Regions from separate parts of the Homo sapiens genome. Here region 1 is linked to region 2. Evidence: read pairs that join two places in POLR2A ChIA-PET (ENCODE). Cell type or tissue: Panc1. All regions are shown on one strand. Each heading gives the region's core, and the rest is flanking DNA. Links, peaks and the distances in the headings are about the cores only.

The links. ChIA-PET counts read pairs that join two places held together with the same protein. Peaks named below come from ENCODE experiments on the same cell type or tissue, not always from the same donor. Only the 100,000 strongest peaks of a DNase experiment are listed, where the experiment ranks them.
Region 1: POLR2A ChIA-PET joins it to region 2 with 5 read pairs; 2 of 35 experiments call an interaction of 5 or more read pairs at or near these places.

Annotation. Positions count from the first base shown.
Region 1 is chr2:232,567,436-232,569,935 of GRCh38, forward strand. It overlaps EIF4E2 (eukaryotic translation initiation factor 4E family member 2), which reads left to right. Exons shown (of 7, transcript NM_004846.4): 7 at 1,510-1,775. The coding sequence ends at 1,582. Among named protein-coding and RNA genes, the nearest start is that of EIF4E2, 18 kb to the left of the region's middle. RefSeq lists an enhancer at 463-1,662. In Panc1, for the core only: no CTCF peak of the experiment used is centred there; a DNase peak (open chromatin) is centred at 956.
Region 2 is chr2:232,296,577-232,304,744 of GRCh38, forward strand. It overlaps DIS3L2 (DIS3 like 3'-5' exoribonuclease 2), which reads left to right. Exons shown (of 21, transcript NM_152383.5): 14 at 3,464-3,543. Among named protein-coding and RNA genes, the nearest start is that of ALPP, 78 kb to the right of the region's middle. In Panc1, for the core only: no CTCF peak of the experiment used is centred there; a DNase peak (open chromatin) is centred at 4,654.

The DNA.
Region 1 (2,500 bases), core at 1-2,500, 270 kb after region 2:
CAGAAACCCAGTTGTACTACCTGGGCTTGCTTAATTTCTACAGGCTGTCTTGTCTTTCATATGCTAACCACTATCTTAAAATGAAAGACAAGTGCTTTTCTTTTTCTTGCTGTTTTTTAAGATAATTTCACCCTGCCCACCCTCACCCCACTTCTGCATGTCTTTTTAACTTGTTAGCTTCAGTCTATTTTCTTTGTCCTGGGATACTGACTACTTATCAGGAATGACTCCATTTCCTTGTGTATAGAGCTGACTCTTAGAAGAAGGGGGATAGTGTGTGTGTGAGAGAGCAGAATCAAAGGGAAGCATGAAGGCCACAGGGAAAATAAGCTTGGCAATCTCCCTAGGACTCAGGGAAATAGAGCTCTCTGTCCACAGTGAGAATCACTGTTAGGCTTGCTCCTCAGTGATTGAGTGTCAGAAGTAAGCTCAGGCTATTGTGAAAAAGTGTGGGGAGTGGCTGTCAGATTGTCTCAAAGCTGGAGGGAGAGCTAGCCAGCTAAGAGTTAGGACTCTTAGGTTTAGTTCTCTCATATGGCCCCATACCAATATGTGCCTTTGACAAGTGTCTTTGCAACTTTGCTTCAGTTTCTCCATCTGTAAAGTGGGAGACAGTACTTTATCTAACAAGGCTATTGTGAGGCTGATTTAATCTTTAACTGAGGGTCTTCAGATGGAGAATGCTTTTACGGGGCCAAGTAGTAGTATTGCTATCATCATCATCATCATTAGTAAGAATATCATCATGTTGTTATTATTGAAGGCTAGTAGTGAGCCCAGCAATTATGTTCAGCAGACAGACCATTTGGGAATCTCTTTCCCATGCATTCATAGATAATGTGGAGTGGAGTTGGCTTAAACCAGCTAAGTGCCAGTTTTTAAGTGGGAACACTGCTATGGGCGTTGGTCCATGATCAAACGGCTGGCATGACTCATCATAGTCACGAACAGTTATTAGCCAGCCATGGCTGTGGTTGCTTGCCTTAGCAGTCCTGTGTTAGCATTGCTTTACTCTGGGCACATTTTTCTTATTCTCTATTCTGGGATAGAAGTAGTTTCTGACTTCTAGCCACGTTCAGTCCAGGCTGGAGAGATCTACACCTGTTTCTAGGATTCTCGTTTTCAAGGTTTCTGAATATCCCCTACTCCCACTTACCCCCAAAATAAGCTTTTTACCTGGATAGGAGAGGGAAAGAGGTATTTTTCATCAATTCTCCCCTTCTCTGCTCTTCTCCCTTTCTAATACCATAAGGCAGTTCTTCGTGACTTTTACAGAAACATATGTACACGTCCTTACAGAGTTTAGGAGAGCCTGTGGGCTTTTTGCCTTAGTCTGCTAGAAAGACTGGCCTGCTGCTCTCTGCTTTATCCAGAGGTCTGCCTCTGGGACTTCAGCCCTGTAGCTGTAGAGACCAGAAGACCAACCCTCTTTGAGACCCAGATGCTACTTTCCCTTGCGTCCCCCTCTCTTTCCTCTCCCAATGAGCCAACCTTTTGCACTTCCACTAGAATGCCAGGCAGGCTGGGCCCCCAAAGGCTCCTTTTTCAAAACCTCTGGAAGCCGCGGTTGAATGTGCCATGACCCTCTCCCTCTCTGGATGGCACCATCATTGAAGCTGGCGTCATCGGAGTCTCTTGTTCTGTTGGCGTGCTACCTGGAAGATCCTTCTGTCCTGGACAAGAGGAATTGGAAGAGCATTTTATGTTTTAAGAACAGGCTGACACGCAGCAGCTACAACAACAGCTGAGATCACTTAATAAATGGTGCTAAACTAGCTTGTCTCATGCTCTTGCTCTTTATGGTGCATCAAAGATGTGGCCTTTCGGACTGACTGTCACCATATTAAGGGATGGCACAGACTTTTCCATGGAGGGCCATCCGGGGAATGCAGCCTCATTTCCATAAGCCCATTGTGTAGTGTCATGTGGTATTTTGTTCCAGGACTGCTGAGGCCTGACATAATAAGGTGACATCTAGCTTAGAAAATAAGACCCCATTTTCTGGTACTTAAATTTGAGTTCCCATCTAGTCACACCGATGACCAGAACAGAGTGATTTCTGATATAGAATTCAGCTTGAAAGTCTGTTCAGGTTGGAAAGGGGGATCCTTGGCCTTTGCTTCGCTGACTTCCATTCGCCTTTACTTCAAAGAAATCTCTTGCTTGGAGGTAAATCCCTGCTTCTGTCTGTGTGGCTGTGTGTATATAGCTTCCTTGCTTTGTGCTAATGGGGTTTTCTCGCTGGTGCCAAAGCTGCCCAAGCCACAGCTCTTTTCCAGCCTTCTCCCTTCTGCTTTCCCTTTAGAGCCAGGTCATCTTCCTCTTTGAGTCAGCCCTGCTTGCAAGATCTCAGGGTTACAGCCCTTCCCTTTCTCCTGGGCCCGGTGTTACTGCACATCAGGATCTGGGGTAGGGGAAACGTCTTCATCCCGTGTGAGTTTGCTCTGTAGGATATCTGACCGTAGCACGTACGGACCCCTTGTGTGCTTTGTGGCTTTGG
Region 2 (8,168 bases), core at 3,538-6,037:
AAGCCTCACAGGATCTGATGGTTTTGTAAATGGGAGTTTCCCTGCACAAGCCCTCTTGCCTCTCGCCACGTAAGACTTGCCTTTGCTTCTCCTTTGCCTTCCACCATGATTGTGAGGCCTCCCCAGCCATGTGGAACTGTGAGTCCATTAAACCTCTTTCCTTTATAAATTACCCAGTCTCAGGTATGTATTTATTAGCAGTGTGAGAACAGACTAATACAGTAGGCATTCAATAAATGTGAGTCCTCCATTTAGTAAACATGACTGCTCTTCTGTTCCAGTCCTCTCTCTCCCCTACCCTATCACCACCTCTGCTGACTTGCCTTATTGTTGAGTTGGTGTGAACATAGTTTCCTGACTTTGAGACTCCCCCTGCAATTAGATTTCCCATAGTTCCTTCATGACTAAGGACTAAGTGCTGGTCACCACAGCATTGTGTGGGGTCTGGGAGGCAGATGCCAGATGTTACTGGCACATAATTAGATGTGTATGTACTTCCAAGTCTTGTCTCTTAGCTGTCTCCAACGCCACTGCACCTCCGTAAGCCAAATCCTCATCATCTCATTGGGCTACTGCAGCAGCCCCCTCTAAGGCATTTCTCTATGCCCTCTCTCACTTCAGCCCTTCTCTACCTGACCATCAGAGCTGGTCTTTCTGCCCTGAAACCTGCCATGGCTTCTCTCTTCTGGTGAAGTGAAGTTCACACACTCCTACGTGCAGCCTGCCTTGCCAGCTCATCTCCCTTGCATGCCTGTGCCAGCCCAGTGGCTAAGTCCTCTCTGACCCAGTGACACCTTTCATGATAAGGGAGCAAGAAGGATGCTTAGATACTGATTGAGAAGCTGAATACTATACTTCTTGGGTCTAGTGGCTAGTAGGACAGGCATAAGACACTCAGCTAAGACCAGCTGTCCAGAAAACTGGGACCAAAAGACACAGGAAACCCAGGAGGGCTTAGAATTCTGTAAGAATCACCAGTCATAAAATAAGGAGGAAAACCTATTAGTCTTCTGTCAAAGCAGTGTATGCTTATGAAGAATTTGGAAAATGCAAAGAAAGTAATCACCTGGAACCTCTCAGCTAGTGATAGGCACTGTTGCTGTTTAGGTATGTTCCTTCCAAGTCTTTTTTTTTTTTTTTTTTTGAGACAGACTCTCGCTATGTCGCCCAGGCTGGAATGCAGTGGCAAAATCTGGGCTCACTGCAACCTCCACCCGCCAGGTTCAAACGATTCTCGTGTCTCAGCCTCCTGAGTAGCTGGGACTACAGGTGCGTGCCACCACACCCAGCTAATTTTTTGTATTTTACTAGAGATGGGGTTTTACCATGTTGCCCAGGCTGGTCTCCTGAGCTCAGGCAATCCACCCGCCTCGGCCTCCCAAAGTGCTAGGATTATAGGCATGAGCCACCACATCTGGCCTCAGTCTTTCTTCTAGGAAGTCTTTGTCCTTTTTTACATAGTCTTCATGGTACACTGTATAATCAAGTGTGCATCCTGCTTTATCTCATCTGTCCAACCTATTTTTCCTGGGTTAGTAAAAATTCTCCCTAAGCCATGTAACAACTACCTGCTATTCCATGTGTGACTATAGCATAGTTTGTTTAACCTTTTGCCACTGCTGGACTTTTTAGTCTTTCCAATAAATAACACTGGGGGGAACAGTTTTGCAAATAAAACTTTTCTTCCTACATTTCTGATGATTTTTCTAAGCTATAAATTCATAACTTAAATCACTGAGTCAAATCATATGAAAATTTCTAAGCAATGCAGACTCAAAATGGACAGAATGAATATAGACCTGACCTCAGCTGCAAAGAGAGAGGTAAAGAGAAAAGGGTTGTAACTAATAGATGCTTTTAAAATTATGTTTTACTTCACAAAGGAGAGGGCTGGGAAGATTCAAGTGGTGCTCTGTAGGGCAAACATGCCTTTGACTTGAAGTTCTGGCTTCATGATGGTCGAGAAGGGCTTGTTTCTGCTTTTGTGTTTTCATCTGGGTCAGTTAGAGGACAAACCATTCCTGTGAGTTCCTTTCCCACTAAGGAAGAGAAAAATCGTCCAGTATCTAATGATGCAGATCATTAGCTGTGTTCGCAGCCTTGTAGTTAAAAAAAAAATTATAATAATGTATCCTCCTAATGTGCAGTTAATTTTAGTTAAAATCTCCCTAGTGCTTTAAAAACCCAGTGAATTTATAAACATAGTAGTTGGCTTGCATTTGGAATGTTAAAGCTGTCATAACCAACTGGCTCTAGCAGGGCATGCTGCACCTCCTTGAGCTCTGTTGGAAGTTCAGCACTCACCTGAGCACTGCCCTCTGGAATCCAGAAAGAAACCAAGACTTTCCCAGAGTTCCTGTTCCTGATCTTCCATAACTGAAGAAAGCTAATGAGTGTCTCAAAGTTAACATGTCCAAAGTCAAACCTTTGACTCCCTATCAGTCCCCAAATTCAGTCTTTCTCTCAGCAGTGGATCAGCCACCTGACTGGTGATTCAGATTCAAAATCTTGAACCGTCCTTGAGTTCTTCCTTTCTTTCCTTACCACTGCCAACATCAAATCCACCAGCATATCTTGTTGATTCGACTTCTAAAATGTACCTCAAATTGTCCATTTCTCTCACTCTATCCCAGCCCCCCTGGCCGCTCCCCTGACTGTAGTGGCTGCCTCCTGCAGGATGTTGCTTCTGCTCTGTGGTCTGTGGTCTGCAGTCTGCACTGTAGCCAGAGGGGTCTTGCCAAAATAGAATTCTGATTACCTCATCTACTCCTTCTTTTTCTTTTCTTCGCTGTTAAGGTAAAGGCCAAAAATTCCAGTGTGGCCAAGAAGGTCCTCCCCAGAGTCACCCACCATGTCCCTGGATCTATCAGCGCCCAACTTCACCAGCCATCCTGCAGCTCCTGCCCCAGGGCTTCTGCACTCACTGTGCTCTCTCCTCAGGAGAACCCTCTCCACTCCCCATCCCTCCTCCTCCTGATTCAGAGGAGCCTTCCCTTCTACCCATTCTATCCAGGTCAGGCTCTTCACTTTCATGGAAACATGGGGATTTTTTTCTTGCTTCAGAGAGCCTATTTTAATTTGAAGTTCTACACATATATGCACATTCATTGGTGTGATCATTTGATTGCTGTCAGTCTTCTCTGCTAGACGGTAAGACCCATGAAAAGAGTCTGCTGTCACTGTTCTTTCCCTCTCAGCTAGCTCATGTCTAGCACAAGATAGGTGCTTAATAAACGTATTGGTTGCATGCTGAATGAACAAGTAGAGTCTTGCTGACAGTCATCATTGATGATGGGGTCCTTGTAAGGTGTGGGCTCTTCCCAGAGTGGGCAGGCCCAGGTTCTCCACAACACATTGACTTGAGGGAGTGTGACTTCGTTTGATTTTATTTTTTTCATTTCAGCTATTGGAATGAATAGAGCATGCTGCCTAAAACTTCTTTTTCTCTTCTCTCTCTCTTCAGCTAAAGCTTGCTTTCACTCTGGACCACGAGACCGGATTGCCTCAAGGATGTCATATCTATGAGTACCGCGAGAGCAACAAGTAAGCCACTCAGTGGGAAAGAGTGTCACTTCACATGTGTGCAGCAGTGGTGCCTGTGGGCTTTCTGACACTGAGCTTCCATTGCTAAGTGGTTGTCAGGAAGGGAATACACCTTTTACTACTATACTAGAAAATAGCTGGCACAGAAATAGTCCTCTTGTAAGATCTCTTTGCCCCTAAGTATAGAACTTGGAGCACTTGCAGAGGAGCAGTTGTGGTGTGTTAGAAGTAGATGCTGAAGCAGACCTTCTTTCAAGGCTGCAGATGTCCCCCAGACCCTCCCCACTCTTGGTCTCCAGTCATGTGCCTGCTTGTTTGGTTCACTGTGTGACTTTGGCTTTGTTGTAGTTCTCAGTCACTATCTGCCTATACTTAGGTTTATGGGTTTTGTTGTGATTATCTACCTTGTAAATTTTATATTAATGGTTGGGAGATTTCCGGGTACTTACAGAGATTTAAATTGGTGCCCTTGTTGGAAAGGTGGCACCTTGCATACTTTCATAGCACCTCCTTTCCACATCATAGACTGCTCCTTTTTTTTTTTTTTTTTTTTGAGACAGGGTCTTGCTCTGTCACCTGGGCTAGAGTGCAGTGATAGAATCGTGGCTCACTGCAGCCCAAAACTCCCGGGCTCAAGTGATCCTCCCACCTGTTTCCCGAGTACCTGGTACTACAGGTGCACACCACCATGCCCAGCTAATTTTCTAAATTTTTAGTACAGACAGGGTCTCCCTATGTTGCCCTGGTTGGTCTTGAACTCCTGAGCTCAAGCGATTCTCCCACCTCAGCCTCCCAAAGTGCTGGGATTACAGGTATGAGCCACCACACCCAGCCACAGACTGCCTCCTTGACTGTGTATTTTCGTTTGTGAGACAGTGAAAGTGGTGGTGAATGAGGCACAGGAACTGTGCCCCGATGATGACAATGATGGTAATGACAGCGGCTACCATTGAGCACCTCCTATGTGTTAGGCACAGTACTGGGGACTTTACATTTGTTATCTCATTTAATCTTCATAACAACCCCGGTGTGTTATTTTATTATTGTCATATTTGCAGAAGCTAAGGTCTAGGGAACTAAAGTAATTCACTCAGGGTGACTCACCACGGCTGTGAGAAGCAGAGTCAACATTATCATGTTTACTCTGGGGAGAGAATAGAAGGAAAACAAGTGACCCGTATTTTTACTTAGAAACCCCAGTCAATGACAAGAGCAGTCCCATCCTGGACTTAAGGAGAATGTACTCTGGTCTCATTGTCTAAATATCCAGGCTGTTTAATTTTATTCAGTGGAAGGAAACAAATAGGCACATGCCAGTAGAACTGTCTACTGTCTATGACCTTCCAGAAGAGAAACCTGGGCCTTCCTCAAGACCTCTGGTGCTGTTTAGGGTAGAAGAGAGGCTACCGGGTGCCCTCGTTACCACATCTCCACTGGGATTACCTTCAAGACATGATGACTGTTTGTAATTTATCTTTAGGAGAATGCCATAGTAACTGGTGTGTACCCCTAATTAATCATAGGAAGGATTGACCAGACATCCTTTAACAATTCTTGCTGGACTCTCTGCTCTTTGGGAAAAGGTTGAAGAGTATTTATTCAATGGGAGAAGGACACCAGCTCTCTGTCCTTTAAGTTTATGTCTTAGCTGTTCACATATCTGGTGGCAACAACTTATGTTGTCTTTGACTGTGAGAAGAGAAAATAGCCTAGCTCTTTTTTTTTTTTTTTTTTTTTTTAATAGAAACAGTGTCTCATGATGTTCCCTAGGCTGGTCTTGAACTCCTGAGCTCAAGCCATCCTCTTGCCTCAGCCTTCCAAAGTGCTGAGATTACAGGTGTGAGTCATCATGCCCAGCCTAGCTCTGTGTCTTGGTTGATCCATAGCTCCTAGCATATTATCAGACCAAGCAATGTAAGAAGATAACTTAGGGTTTATAAATATGAATAAGTTTTGGCCCCCAAAGACCTCTAAAAGAAAATACTTGTGTAGGAAATCAGATAGGAGCCATGATCTAGAAAAGTATGGTGATCAGCATGTTCTCACTCATAGGTGGGAACTGAACAATGAGAACACTTGGACACAGGAAGGGGAACATCATACACCGGGGCCTGTAGTGGAGTGGGGGGAGTGGGGAGGGATAGCATTAGGAGATATACCTAAAGTAAATGATGAGTTAATGGGTGCAGCACATCAACATGGCACATGTATACATATGTAACAAACCTGCATGTTGTGCACATGTACCCTAGAACTTAAAGTATAATAATTAAAAAAAAAAGGAAAAGAAAAAAGTATGGTGATCAAATGCTTTGGTGACTGCTTTCTCTGGTTCTCTCTTGCTTGTATTAGAGTCAGTCTTAGGGTTCATTCTCAATCTTTAGACAACTTTCCTAACCTCTCTGAGCCTCTAGTTTCATTTATTTTCTTCTTCTTCTTTTTTTTTTTTTTCTATTTTTTGAGATAGTCTTGCTTTTGTCACCCAGCCTGGAGTGCAATTGCATGATCTCAGCTCACTGCACCCTCCGCCTCCTGGGTTCAAGTGATTCTCCTGCCTCAGCCTCCCGAATAGCTGGGATTACAGGTGCCTGCCACCACACCTAGCTAAATTTTGTATTTTTAGTAGAGATGGGGTTTCACCATATTGGCGAGGCTGGTCTTGAATTCCTGATCTAGGTGATCCACCTGCCTTGGCCCCCCAAAGTGCTGGGATTATAGTCGTGAGCCACCACGCCCGGCCTGAGCCTCTAGTTTCTTCATCTATAGGATGAAGTAGGATTAATAGTAGGATTAATTATTAATTGTTAATTAATTATTAATAGTAGGATTAATAATACCTCTCTGGCAGGGTTGCATGGGGCTCTCTGGCCGGGATATCATGTTGAAGTGTGTCATCACCAGTCTCACATATAGAATGCCCATAGGAAGTGCTTGTTGCCTCTTCTTCCCAAAGAGAAAAACTGGCTCATGACTTCCATCTTCCCAGAAAGTCTTCTGCCAACAGTGTACTCATGAGGGAAGAGGCTGGTGTGCCTGCCGTTCACAGCCTTTGGTTGTGTACGACGCTCTGTCAAAGGCAGACTCCTCACTCATGAGTTATGAAGCACGGAGGACCCCAAAATCCTGACTATGATTTATTGTCTCCCCCAGACCCTTCCCTGTTTGTGTTCCTCTGTTTCCATTTAGGGTCATTTTCCCTACAATGCCTGAATCCAAATATTGGCATAATAGTGTTATTTAGGAAATGAAGATACTCAGCCCAGACCCTTAAGGGGCCCATGTTGTCTCAGGCTAAGTAACATGAAGACAATACCAGCAGAGAGAGGAAATTCTACAGATGAAAAAGCTAGCTTGAGTATTAGTTTGGTACAACTGATTATTGAAACTACTGCCTTTCCTTTTTGGATATTCCCTGCAGTACAATTTGTAATCACTTTAGCATTCATCTCTGTTTGCCAAATTCAATCCATCAGCAGAAAAAGTTGTTCTGAATAAGTGCTGAGGCTGTTGGATGGTTCTCCCAAATAGTCTTTCCTTTCAAATGGAATGGCCCGGAAAATGGGCACTCCATTTTTATATTTTCTGGATTCTTTTATCAGCCCTCCATTAACGGGATTCAGTATCAAAAGCAGGTAAAGTTTTCTGCAACAGAGAAGAAGAATGTGGCCCTCGGGTCCATGGGTGGTGCCTGATAATTTTGATCCTTGGCTCTCTGTCATCCTGTTCTCCTTTCACATAAAGGGGCTAATCTCTACCTCTGGGGTCCAGGGAGGACAGTCCCTAGGACTTGTCCATTTCTCATGGGACTTGGACCCTGCCTTCTCTAAGGCTAGAGGCACAGCTGTCGGGTAAACATTCTTAAAGCTCTGAGGTCATTAGAAGAAAGAGAGAAGCTGTCCTATGGTGCCTTGGGTTCAACTAGTAAAGCTCTCCACCCTGAATTATTCTGTCAGCCTCCCAAAAGCTGCTCCAGTCTGCATCTGGAGGTGTGAGGCCTCACACCCCCTGGCAGATGCCACCGTGGGTCTACGGGTGGTGACTGGTTTTTTTTTTTTCTCTGTTGCAGAAAACTTTACCTGTCTTTAACACTAAATCCAGTTAATCAAGGAGTGATCGAGAGTCATTTTTGTCAAATTGAAGTTTGGAGATCTCTGGATATAGGGCAAGGAACAAGACCTTCAGGAGTGAATAAGTGATTTGTGAGAATTCAGTTACACATTTATGAAGCCCCTGCTCTGTACAGTGTGTTACATGGGGGAGGCAAAGATACGTTAGACCCAGTGCATGCCCTCAGGGTTTGTATAAGGAGCAAAGCGCACTCCAGCACCCTGTGGGATGATATGCACTTTGGCAGTGGTAGGAATCGAGTGCTATGGCAGCAACGATGAGGAAAGTGAATGCTTCCGACTTTGGAGTTACTGTGTGGATGGTGGTGACCTTCACAGACAAGGAGCTTTGTCAGAAGGCTCCTTTCTCTCCATCCCCACGGCTACCCTCCTTCTCACTGCCAGGACTGTGGAGCTGCTTTGCAAGCTATTCTTCCTGCCGTTAGCTGGTTGGCCTCCCGGCTGTCCTCTCTGCAGCCTGAGTGAGTGTGTGTGTCTTTTCCTTCTGGTTGCTTTTTA